Linked DNA regions of Homo sapiens: region 2 is linked to region 1. Evidence: chromatin contacts called from ENCODE Hi-C or POLR2A ChIA-PET data. All regions are on one chromosome and are shown on one strand. Each heading gives the region's core, a stretch centred on a gene start or an enhancer-like site at or near the end of the contact. The rest is flanking DNA. Distances are from core to core; before and after follow the strand shown. Region 1 holds the start of DPP9 (dipeptidyl peptidase 9). Region 2 holds the start of GPR108 (G protein-coupled receptor 108).

What was found. A loop is a pair of places that touch in the nucleus more often than their neighbours do. ChIA-PET counts read pairs that join two places held with the same protein, here RNA polymerase II (POLR2A). Pooled maps may share reads with other maps.
Region 2: a loop to region 1 is called in a map of ascending aorta, with 11 times the contacts of the local background. The contact joins the promoter of GPR108 here to the promoter of DPP9 in region 1. A Hi-C loop is called at or near these places in 1 of 168 maps with a recorded cell type or tissue (ascending aorta) and 13 of 50 pooled maps. POLR2A ChIA-PET finds 5 or more read pairs at or near these places in 1 of 52 experiments (activated T-cell).

The regions. Positions count from the first base shown.
Region 1 is chr19:4,720,331-4,726,516 of GRCh38, reverse strand. It overlaps DPP9 (dipeptidyl peptidase 9), which reads left to right and starts at 2,675. Exons shown (of 22, transcript NM_139159.5): 1 at 2,675-2,843; 2 at 3,966-4,018. TRG-TCC1-1 (tRNA-Gly (anticodon TCC) 1-1) reads right to left here and starts at 2,447; the gene lies at 2,376-2,447. It overlaps TRV-CAC3-1 (tRNA-Val (anticodon CAC) 3-1), which reads left to right and starts at 1,810; the gene lies at 1,810-1,882. It overlaps LOC105372250 (a long non-coding RNA gene), which reads right to left and starts at 3,637. Exons shown (of 3, transcript XR_936274.2): 1 at 3,531-3,637; 2 at 1,808-1,897; 3 at 930-1,382. RefSeq lists silencers at 1,755-1,954, 2,405-2,494, 2,725-2,874.
Region 2 is chr19:6,733,472-6,739,199 of GRCh38, reverse strand. It overlaps GPR108 (G protein-coupled receptor 108), which reads left to right and starts at 1,620. Exons shown (of 18, transcript NM_001080452.2): 1 at 1,620-1,743; 2 at 2,489-2,608; 3 at 3,242-3,292; 4 at 3,496-3,578; 5 at 4,893-5,017; 6 at 5,146-5,195; 7 at 5,287-5,355; 8 at 5,526-5,630. The coding sequence starts at 1,624. MIR6791 (microRNA 6791) reads left to right here and starts at 2,422; the gene lies at 2,422-2,488. RefSeq lists enhancers at 1-5, 26-115, 195-963, 1,096-1,155, 2,596-2,745 and 1 more and silencers at 1,646-1,705, 1,806-1,975, 2,124-2,285, 2,651-2,805.

The DNA of each region.
Region 1 (6,186 bases), core at 1,426-3,925:
CATTCTCCTGCCTCAGCCTCTCGAGTAGCTGGGACTAATTTTTTTGTATTTTTAGTACAGACGGGGTTTCACCATGTTAGCCAGGATGGTCTCGATCTCCTGACCTCGTGATCCGCCCTCCTCAGCCTCCCAAAGTGCTGGGATTACAGGCGTGAGCCACTGCGCCCGGCTAATTTTTAAAAGAATATTATGGTGGGGTGCAGTGGCTCACGCCTGTAATCCCAGCACTTTGGGAGGCGGAGGCGGGCGTATCACTTGAGCTCGGAAGTTCAAGACCAGCCTGGCCAACATGGTGGAATCCCATCTCTACGAAAAATACAAAAATTAGCCTGGCATAGTGGCTCATGTTTGTAATCCCAGCTACTAGGGAGGCTGAGGCACGAGAATAGCTTGAACCTGGGAGGTGGAGGTTGCAGTAAGTCAAGATTGTGCCACTGTACTCCAGCGACAACAGAGAGAGAAAAAAAGATGTATTGAAATATTATTTATCTTGATTATTGAGTTTTTTGGCACCACCTTAATTTTTGCACCTGGTGCCAGTGCCTTACAATGCTTTAGTCTCCTCACCCTAATCCCAGCCCCGCAGGAGTGAGGGTGTGCAGAATTTTACAGCAGTCTGATTCTAAATTCTTGCCATCATCTTCCCACCTCTTCTACTGTCTCTTTAAGAAAATAAAGAGGCCTGGCGTGGTGGCACATGCCTGTAATCCCAGCACTCTGGGAGACTCAGGCGGGCGGATCTCTTGAGGTCAGGAGTTCGAGACCAGCCATGACCAATATGGCGAAACTCCATCTTTAGTAAAAATACAAAATATAGTCAGGCGTGGTGGCGGGTGCCTGTAATCCCCGCTACTTGGGAGGCTGAGGCAGGAGAATCGCTTGAATCCGGGAGGCGGAGGTTGTAGTGAGCTGAGATTGCGCTACTACATTCTAGCCTGGGCAACAGGAGCAAAACTCCATCGGAAGGTAAACACATACACACACAGTTTTTCTTTTCAGAAAGCTCTTTTACAGTGTAGTTGGGGTCGGGCGCGGTGGCTCATGCCTGTAATCCCAGTACTTTGGGAGGCTGCAGGCGGGCGAATCACGTTGAGGTCAGGAGCTGGAAAGCAGCCTGGGCAACATAGTGCAGGCCCTCTAGTCTCTACAAAAAATACAAAAGTTAGCTGGGAGTGGTTGCACACGCCTGTAGTCCCAGCTATAAGGCACCGTCTCTACAAACGCATTTTTTAAAATTCAGCCAGGCGTGGTGGTCCACACCTGTGGTCCAAGCTACCCAGGAGGCTGAGGTGGGAGGATCGCTTGAGCCCAGGAGGTGGAGGCTGCAGGGAGGGATGATCGTACCACTGCACTCGAGCCTAGGCGACAGAACGAGACTCTCTCTAAAAAATACAAAAAACAAAACACACAAAAAAGTAGTTTGATCTAAAGCAAAATGGTGAATATCTGCAGAAACTAATGTGATATCAAGTATAGATTGATATCTATGAGATGAAAAGCTTCATTTGACCCCGGATGGGTTTGTGGGCCGTTTGACGTGCATTGTTTTAATGGAAGGTGGATTTATGATAAAGTGATAAACATGTGTGTGGGTGGGTGGGTGTGTTGGAAAGGGTGTTTATTGGATTTCTTTTTGTCTTCCTTATTTTCCTTCTTTCGGTCTCTACTGTATCAAATACAATAACAGATATTCAGGAAGAGCGGATATTGCTTTAGCTGACTGTAGCCAGTGTTTCTTTGGTGGGACAACGCAACTATCACTGCAACATTATCTCTATAGGAGAATTTAAAGAACCCTGACGCCTACCGGTTTCCGTAGTGTAGCGGTTATCACATTCGCCTCACACGCGAAAGGTCCCCGGTTCGATCCCGGGCGGAAACAGGTCAGCTGTTTTTCCTAACCGGAGAGTAATACTATTTGAAATTCACCGAAAGAACGATTCTAGTCCCATTCTTTCTCTTCCGCCTTCCTCCTGCCTTTTAGACATTTTTATGGGATTTAAAAAAATTTTCCGTGATTGATGGCTCACGCCTGTAATCCCAGCACTTTGAAAGGCCGAAGAGGGCGGATCACCTGAAGTCAGAGTTCGAGACCAGCCTGGCCAAAATGGTGAACCGCCCCCCCCCCCCCACCCCGCCCCACCCCGCCCCACCCCACCCCATCTCTACTAAAAATACAAAAATTAGATGGGCGTGGTGGCGTGCGCTTGTAATCACAGCTACTTGGGAGGCTGAGGCAGGAGAATCGTTTGAACCTGGGAGGTGGTGGTTGCAGTGAGCGGAGATCACGCCACTGCACTCCAGCCTGGGGGACCGAGCGAGACTCCGTCTCAAAACTAAAATGAAAATTTCAAACTCGCAAAAGTGGTACCGCATGCGTTGGCCGGGAATCGAACCCGGGTCAACTGCTTGGAAGGCAGCTATGCTAACCACTATACCACCAACGCCCTGATAGGTAGCATCCTCTCCGGATATCCTTAATAGTGGGGGATCATGGGTTTGACTGAGTGATACCAAGTCACAGGGGGGTGTCTCTCCCTAACCCACCGGAAGATGTCGTTCATGGGGCGTTACGCACCTTAGGCCGCCGCGCCGCGGGCTCCCCCCCAAGCGCCGCGGACGCCTTGGTACGTGCCTGGTGGTGTCCAATCCCAGGCCGCCGCCTGGGTCGCTCAACTTCCGGGTCAAAGGTGCCTGAGCCGGCGGGTCCCCTGTGTCCGCCGCGGCTGTCGTCCCCCGCTCCCGCCACTTCCGGGGTCGCAGTCCCGGGCATGGAGCCGCGACCGTGAGGCGCCGCTGGACCCGGGACGACCTGCCCAGTCCGGCCGCCGCCCCACGTCCCGGTGAGCAGCGCCCGCGCGCCTCGTCCCGCCCCGGCCGCGACCCTGAACCCGCCATTGACCGGCCCCGCCTCGGCCCTGACCCTGCCCTCGCCATCGCCTGGCCTCCCCGCACCCCGGAGCCTCCATGCACCCGTCTGTGGGTCCCTCCGGCCCCCTGCCTCGTTTCCTCTCCGCCCCAGGCCCTCCTCCACCTTCTTTCCCTCCCCGATTCCTGCGCTGGCCAGGCCACCTCCCAGTTTCTCCCCTTCCCTGATGGGCTTCCCCACCCATCCCGTTGCTGCCCAGGCCACCAGGCTCTGACCCCTTCCGGAGGTGGCCGCACCCAAGAACGTCCTCGTAGCTGCAGACCTTGACACCCTCTCCCCTTTCGTGCAGGCTCTGGAGGTCCCGATCTCCTCCCTCTCCCCATGCAAATGCTGTATATGCACAGAGGCCACCTCCCTCGACCTGCATCCTGTCCTCACTCCTTTACCACTTCCTCCAACCTTCGCCCCGAGGCTTGGTCTCCCCAATCCAGTCCTGATCCTCAACCCTACTTGATCCCTCTATTAAGGGTATCCAGAGACTCTTTTTCCTGCCGAGGCGTTGGTGGTGTAGTGGTTAGCATAGCTGTCTTCCAAGGGTCCAGCCCACAGGGTTCAGCCCCCTTCTCTCAGCCTCCCTTCTCAGGCCTGTCCAACCGCCTACCTTCTTCCCACACAGCCTTAGGCCAGCCCTGACACTTCCCTGTTCACGCTGCCTCTGAGCCATCAAAAGTGGTCTATTCCCTTGGCCCCCACCCCCTGGTCTTCCCCAGGGGCCCCAGGAGGAAGTCACTTGCCTCCCAGGCAAGAACCAACCTGCTTTCGAGGAGCTGGGACTAAAGCCCAGGGGGTGTGGACCGTAGGCACCAATCCCTGCATTCCTCTGCTGGGTCCCAGGGGAATCGGGGCCCGTGGGATGGCTTCTCTCCCAGATTCTGTCCAGGGCATGCAGACAGTGCTGCAGGGCTTCAAGGCAGAGCTAGAATCTAGCCAGGTAGAATCGGGCCTGACAGTCTGCAGCTCCTGAGTGGGGGAGGCTGAACGGCTGGCCGGTGCTTCCATTAACCTGCCACATTCATGACATGTTTATCCTATAAAGGTCTGTGTCCCACGCCTGCAGCTGGAATGGAGGCTCTCTGGACCCTTTAGAAGGTCAGTTGTGCTGGGGTTTGGCAGCCAGGAAGGCTGGGGTGTGGGCTGGTGGGATTCCTTTGCCTGCTCTAGAATATAGACATGGGCAGGAAATGGTTTTCTATGGCCCTGGATGGTTGTCCTCCGCAGGGCAGTGGCTGCAGTTTTTTGTGCGCCTGCTGGAGGCTTTTCTTTCCACCCCTGTCCCCCTCTAGCTGCCCCTGGAAGGAGCTTTTTGAAGGCTTTGAGGAGAGGAAGGGGAGAGTGCTGATTTCAGCAGGATTTGGTGGAGGGGTGCCTGGATCCACCTACACTGCCTGACCCGGTCAGTAAATGGTGTGGATTCTGGCCCTGAAAGGACTTTAGTTTGAGTCTCCCCCTTCCTGTGGTTTTGAGTATCTTGTTTAGTTGACAATGCTAGCTGTCATTTAGTTTGTGCTACATCAGACACTGTGTTAAAAGCTGTATGTGTGCAGTCTCATTCAATTCCCTTGGTGGCCCCAGGCGTAGATACTGTCATACCATGTTCTCGCTGGGGAAGTGGAAGCTCAGAGAGGTTCAGCGACTTCCCCAGAAGTGGCAGAGTCAGGATTTGAACCTTTCTCTCTGAGACCAGAGCCCACGCTTTTCACCACTGGACTGAGAGTATGGCCAGTGATTTTTCGTGGTGACTTTATGCTTAACCTCTTCCCTTAAAATCTCAGTCCTGTCCCCATGTGCTTCCCTCTCTTCTTTTGTTTTTGAGACAGAACCTCGCTCTGTCACCCCTGGAGTGCAATGGCACAATCTTAGCTCACTGCAACCTCCGCCTTCTGAGTTCAAGCAATTCTTCTGTCTCAGCCTCCTGAGTAGCTGGGATTACAGGCTTGCACCACCACAGCTGGCTAATTTTTGTATTTTTAGTAGAGCTGGAGTTTCACCATGTTGGCCAGGCTGGTCTCGAACTCCAGACCTCAGGTGATCTGCCCGCCTCAGCCCCCCAAAGTGCTGGGATTAAAGGCGTGAGCCACTGTACCCAGCTGGCCCTCTCTTCTTTAAGCCTTTGGGCAACTGCGCATCATGGGACCTGGCTTGTCTGAGAAGGTAGTTGGGCACCAACCAAACAAGGGGCCCCTTTGACTTTAGACGGCATCCAAGAAAGCACAGTAGCTCATTCATTCAACCTGAAATGTTTGTTGAGGACCAGGCATGGTCTGGGCTCAGGCAATCTGTTGGGACCAGGATAGATGTGGCCTGCCCTGTGGAACTGATATTCCCGTGAGGAGTGCCCCCTTACCCACAGCAGGGTTTCTCAGCTTTGCCACTGATATTTAGGGTTGGGTCATTCTTGGCAGAGGAGTGGGAGGGGGGCTGTTCTGTCCACTGTAAGGGGTTGAGCAGCATCGCTGGCCTCCACTGGCCACATGCCTCCCCTCACCGTCCCAGTCGTCATAACCAAAAATGTCCCCTGGGGGGGCCGGTTATCCCCAGGTGAGACCCCTGGGTTAGGGGATTCCATGGATCCCCAAGAGACTGCGTCCCATGATCCTCTGCCCTACTAAGGTCCCAGGAGGCTGCACACATTGAAATCCTCACCCTGAGTGGGGAGGGAGAAAGGAGGTGAATCCCAGGAGCTGGGGGTCCCCCTCGTTTAGAATGCTTGTTCCATGGGAAGTTTATTCCAGTATTAATATGAGCGTAGGCGTTGAACTCAAGTTTCTCCCCAAGTAATGGATGCAGGGGTCTCCGGCTTGGCATTGCTGACATTTGAGGTGGGATCCTTCTCTGAGGTGGGTTATCCTGGGCACTGTGGGGTGCTAAGCAGCATCTCTGGGCTCCACCCACTCCATGCCAGGGTCACCCCCGAGTTGTGACAGCCACACATGTCTCCAGACATTGTCCAGTGTCCCCTGAGGGGCCAAATCGCCCCCAGTTGAGAACCACTCTCCCTGGGGAAGGGGACAACTGGAATTATGGTCCAGGCCATTGTATCAGCGTCTGGGTGTGGTGATGGGGGTCGCCAGGTAGCATCTTCAGATGGGGTGCTCAGGAAAGACCTCTGAAGAGGTGGTATCAGGAGCCACAGGGCAAGAAAGAGCAAGTCATATCAAAAGCAGGAACTGGCATTTCAGGCCACGGGGTGCGTCGTGCAGAAGCTGTGTGCTAGGAGCGAGCAGGTGTGTTGAGGGACAAGAAGGAGGCAAGTGTGG
Region 2 (5,728 bases), core at 371-2,870, 2.0 Mb before region 1:
TTCGATCCAACCCAGGACGCGCCTTCGCCAAGGCCAGGTCCATTAACTCCCGCACCGCATCCTGCCTTCCCTCCCCCAGAGTCTCCGCTGGGAAACTGAAGACAGGCCGTCCTTGGGGCGCCAGGCCCAGGCCTTTCCCCAGCTGCCTTCCAGTTCGCGCCTGCATCTGCCCATTTTCCAGTTTAACCTGGTTTCATTCTCAGTACTGCCCCTGAGATTCCGACTCCGCCCCTCCCCCAGACATCTGGGCCATCTGGGCCCTGGAGAAGGGAAGTCTGTCACCTCTCCCATAAAAGTCTGTTCACACCTTGTAAATCCCTTTGAGGTGCTGGAATGAAAGAGGAGAGGAGGCACTGGGGATTCCCACTCCCATTCTCTCCGGGCTTTGGCGCTTTCTCTGCAGCCTCAGACAAGGCTGGGCGTCTTGCAGGGGGGCCCTTGGGTATACGTTCCCCTTACACAGAGCACCCAGGCTCCCAGAACAGAGAGATACAGCTGAGCCCAGGAGGAGAGCCTTGGGAGCCCACACTGGGACTGATGTCTCTGCTGAGACCTGGCCCCACCTGCTGGTGGCTTCTGAGCTAGAAAATGTCTGATTGCAGTTGGGCAATTGAACCCAGTGAGTTCTGTGGCTAGTCTCAAATGGGGGCTCAGCCTAGCAAAGTTCTGAGTTCACCTCTGCTCAGAGACTCAAACTGGAATTGGGGTTCAGTCCAGGTCAGCACCACCGTGGGGATAGGGGATAGAGGCCAGAGGCTTAACCAGAAGGATTAGCAACCCGGTAAGGGGTCAGGTCCAATCTGGAGTCAGGGCTAGTCCAGATCGGTGGCCTAAACCAGAGATTAAGCCTCAGTGTGTGGTGTGGGGGACGAGGGGGTGTCAGAGTTTCAGGCTGAAGTTAGGACTCAACTTGCAGAGAGGGAGTTCACCTGGGGTCAGAGTTCAGCCCGGAGTCCGGTCTAGCCTGGAATCTGGGGGTGGGGCTCCAATTGCCTCACTCTGGAATAAAAGGCTTAGCCTAAGGCTGGGGTCTCAGCCTGGGGTCATAGGTCATCCTAGGGTCAAACTTTAACCTGAGGCCAGCTTTAGGCCTCTCTGTGGACCAGGAAGATTAGGAAAACAGGTCAGGCCTGAACAGATGCGTGTGTTTACCAAAAGCCTCAGCTCTGGCTGGGAGCCACATCCCTGGCTCAAGAAGAGGAAGTCCGTCCTTGGGGATACTGGGAAAGGTAGTTTATTTAATGCTTTGTGGCCCTTGTCTGCTCCCGCTGCATTCTGGGTAATGTAGTCCCGGACAGTTAAGAGTGGGTGGAGAAATTCCGCTTTAAGGGCCGGATATCAGATCCATGACAATTGGTTAGATAAACTGCTCATTAAATCACATCCGGACAATCTTTATAGCGATTGGTGAGAGTGAGCTGGGGGTTAAGCGTTATCGGCTCTCCCATTCGGAACCGGTGCTGTCCGTCGGTGACGCAAGCAGGCGGGCTTGCGGAGAGGCAATTGCTGATTGGTTGGCGGACTGGAAACTCCGAAAGGCCGGGCCCCGCCGTGCGGCGATTGGCTCATCGGTGGGCGGGCTTGGGCGCCAGAGGCGGAGTCGGGGAGGAGGTGGCTCCAGAGATGGCAGTGAGCGAGAGGAGGGGGCTCGGCCGCGGGAGCCCCGCGGAGTGGGGGCAGCGGCTACTTCTGGTGCTGCTGCTGGGTGGCTGCTCCGGGCGCATCCACCAGCTGGCGCTGACGGTGAGGCCCGCCGCGCGAGGGTCTGGGGTCGGTGGCGCAACTTTGTCTCGGAGAAGCCCCCTGGCTTGGAGTGGTCTCGTCCGCCCTCCCCCGTCCCCGAGGCGGTGGAGTGGTCCGGCGCCCCCCGTTTCCGGGCCCGGAGTGGTCTCGTCCCGGGATCCCCTTCGGTCCTCCGGATGGAGTTGCCGGGTCCGCCTCGCTGGGGTCGGCCCCCTCCCTTCGGGGGCGAGGCTCCATCTCTTGGGGACTACACCCCCCTTCCCCCCAACTGGGTCTTAGTCCTTTAAATTCTTGGAATCACTTTTGGGGCGCTAGAGACCCTGGAGCCGCACAGCGGGGTCCTGGGGGGCTATAGAGTGGGGTCCTCTGGGCACTTAATGGGATTTGGGGGGTTCTGTTGAAATATTGCTGGGAGCTCAACTGGAATGTAAAAGTTCTTCGGGAAGGTGAAGGTCAGGCACGCCGAGGTGAATAACTGTTCTCCGGGCGGTGCTCACCCCAGTGGGGAGACTTCCAGGTGCCGCAGGATCTCTGTTCCTGGGTTCTCAGAACAGAGGTCGGAGAATGCAGGACCACCCTTCCCCTGCAGGGAGGAAGTCCCTCTCAACTTTCTCTTGTCATCCTCTGGGCCTGTCCTAAATAGAGGGGTACCAGGAGGCCCTTCTGGAGGTCCTCGTGCCAGACCCCTGGGGCTGGGCAGGCGGAAAGAGGTCTGAACTGCCTCTGCCTCCTTGGTCTCCGGCAGGGGGAGAAGCGAGCGGACATCCAGCTGAACAGCTTCGGTTTCTACACCAATGGCTCTCTGGAGGTGGAGTTGAGCGTCCTGCGGCTGGGCCTCCGGGAGGCAGAAGAGAAGTCCCTGCTGGTGAGGGACCTTGAGGAGTTTGCTGGAGGAGAGCACGGTGCAATCCCCCGGTTCTGGGTTCCCAGCTCTGCCGCTACCCATGTGATCTTGTACAAGTCCCGTCATCTCTCTGAGCCTGTTTCGTCATCTGTACCTGGGAGTAATGATGTCTTACACAGGATGTGCTAGGCACTTTTCTTAAGACTTGGGGGACAGGCGGGGCGCGGTGGCTCAGGCTTTGTAGTCCTAGCACTTTGGGAGGCCAAGGTGGGAGGATTGCCTGAGGCCAGGAGTTCAAGACCAGCCTGGGCAACATAGTGAGAACCCCGTCTCTACAAAAAGTTTTTAAAATTAGCCGGGCGTGGTGAGGTGTGCCTGTAGTCCCAGCCAGTCGGGAGGCCGAGGTGAGAGGATCGTTTGAACCTGGGAGTTCGAGGCTGTAGTGAGCTATGATCCTGCCACTGTATTCCAGCTTGAGAAACAGAATGAGGTCCACCCACCACCCCAACTCTAAAAAAGAAAAAGAGCGTGTGGGATCTAGCACATGTTAGGTGTTCAGTAAATGTGAGGTTAGGTTTCTATTGCTACTGAAAGGGATAGCTGGGAGGTCTCTACTGTCCCTCACACCCTCCCCTTTTTTTTTCCACCCACCAGGTGGGGTTCAGTCTCAGCCGGGTTCGGTCTGGCAGAGTTCGCTCCTATTCAGTGAGTGGAGGGCATGGGGAAGACGGGAGAAGGGGCTGGAGGGAGGGGGTAGGGTCTGTCCTCTGCATCTGTAACCCAAGGGCCCCTGTTCTTTGTCAGAGGCAGGAGCAGGAAGATCCCGTGGGTGGACAGGGAGGGAGACAGGGTGGAGCTGGACCAGGAGAGGAGTAACCAAGACTCACTCCCTCCTGCCCACCCCCCAGACCCGGGATTTCCAGGACTGCCCTCTCCAGAAAAACAGTAGCAGTTTCCTGGTCCTGTTCCTCATCAACACCAAGGATCTGCAGTGAGTTGGGGACCGGGGGCTCGCTCAGATCCTTCGTCTGCGTTTCCCTGGTGTGATGCCCACACGCACCTGGGCTGATCAGGTGGGATGAGAAGCAGAGAGAGAAAGCCACTTACTTTTTAGTTTTGCCTTCAAGTCTTCTGATTGTTGGAAGGAAGGAGAGAGGGACTCCGCGGGTGTTGGTGTCTCAGGGCAGAAGACCCGGATACAGAGGGTTGTTGTGAGAATGAATAACAATTGTTCGCACATGTTGAGTGCTTCCGGTGTCCCGGAGCTTTAATACACTAACTCACCCATTCCTTATCCTGTGATCATCTCCGCTCTTCAGACAAGAAAACTGAGTCCCAGGAACTGGGATTCTGGGGCCAGGGTCTGACAAAACCATGTTGCTTTTCTGTAGATAAAATGTTTTCTTTTTAAATAATATACTTAGGGCCAGGCAGTGGCTTACGCCTGTAATCCCAGTATTTGGGAGGCCGAGGCAAAAGGATTGCTTGGGCCCAGGAATTGTAGACCAGCCTGGGCAACATGGCAAAACCTTGTCTTTACTAAAAAACCAAAAAATGTACAGGAATTAGCCAGGCATGGTGGTGCACGCCTGTAGTCCCAGCTACTCTGGAAGCTGAGGTGAGAGGATCTCCTGAGCTGGGGAGGTGGAGGTTGCAGTGAACCAAGTTTGCACTGCTGCACTCCAGCCTGGACGACAGATCAAGAGCCTGTCTCAAAATAATAATAATAATAATAATAATAATAATAATAATAATAATAATAATGTAGGGCTGGCCATGGTGGCTCATGCCATTAATTCCAGTGCTTTGGGAGACTGGCTGAGCCAGGAGGATCACTTGAAGCCAGGAGTTCAAGACCAGCCTGGGCAACGTAGGGAGACCCCTGTCTCTAGAAAATTTAAAAATTAGCCAAGCATGATGGTGTGCGCCTGTGGTTCCATCTGCTCCTGTGGCTGAGGTGGGAGGATTGCCTGATCCCAGGAATTTGAGGCTGCAGTGAGCTGTGATTGCACTACAGCGCTCCAGCTTGGGCGACAGAGCAAGACCCTGTCTCTAAAGAAAAGAGAAAAAGAGTAGATTGATGTCATGGGAAATGACGAATAACTGCGGATGCAGGCAGCACAGGAAGGCGGCAGCCTCCTTGACCGGTGGGAACCAAAGGCTGAAACTCAGTGATAACTGACTCGACTGGACCCCGCCCCTCAGGGAGGACACGCAGAGGGTCCAAGGGGCCACTGAGTCCTTTGCCGGTGCCTGAGCCAAGTTCAGCCCCCCAGCCTCATGCCCCACCCCACCCTCACCCCAGGGTCCAGGTGCGGAAGTATGGAGAGCAGAAGACGTTGTTTATCTTTCCCGGGCTCCTCCCGGAAGCACCCTCCAAACCAGGGCTCCCGAAGCCACAGGCCACAGTCCCCCGCAAGGTGGATGGCGGTGAGTCAGGCTGGCTGTGCAGACGGGGGTGGATGGGCAGGTCTGCCCTTTGCACTCCCCATGCCGTTTTCCCACTGCCCCTCTATCCATCCATCCATCTCTTAAAATCACTGCCCGGTCTCTTACAGGAGGGACCTCTGCAGCCAGCAAGCCCAAGTCAACACCCGCAGTGATTCAGGTTTCGGGGAGGCGGGGCAGGAGGGAAGATGCACACCCCAGGGCCCTGCGGGGACCCAGAACCAGCTGATGGAGGGGCTCTGTCCCTTCAGGGTCCTAGTGGGAAGGACAAGGACCTGGTGTTGGGCCTGAGCCACCTCAACAACTCCTACAACTTCAGTGTGAGTGTTTGCAGCGCCTGCGGCCCTTCCGTCACCCCAGAGCACGGGACCCCCAAGCTGAGCCCTCCTGCAGCCCTACCATCGCCCCAGACCATGGGACCCCCAAGCTGATTGTCGCCCCAGACCACGGGTCCCCCAGGCTGAGCCCTCCTCTCTCCCCGCCCGCCCAGTTCCACGTGGTGATCGGCTCTCAGGCGGAAGAAGGCCAGTACAGCCTGAACTTCCACAACTGCAACAATTCAGTGCCAGGAAAGGAGCATCCATTCGACATCACGGTGAGCGGAGTGGAGGGCAGCAGGGCCAGGGAGCGCCCCCTGCAGGCCACTGCGGGCCCAGAGTGCCTCACCCCGCTTAGCTTTTCCCAGCCCTCCCG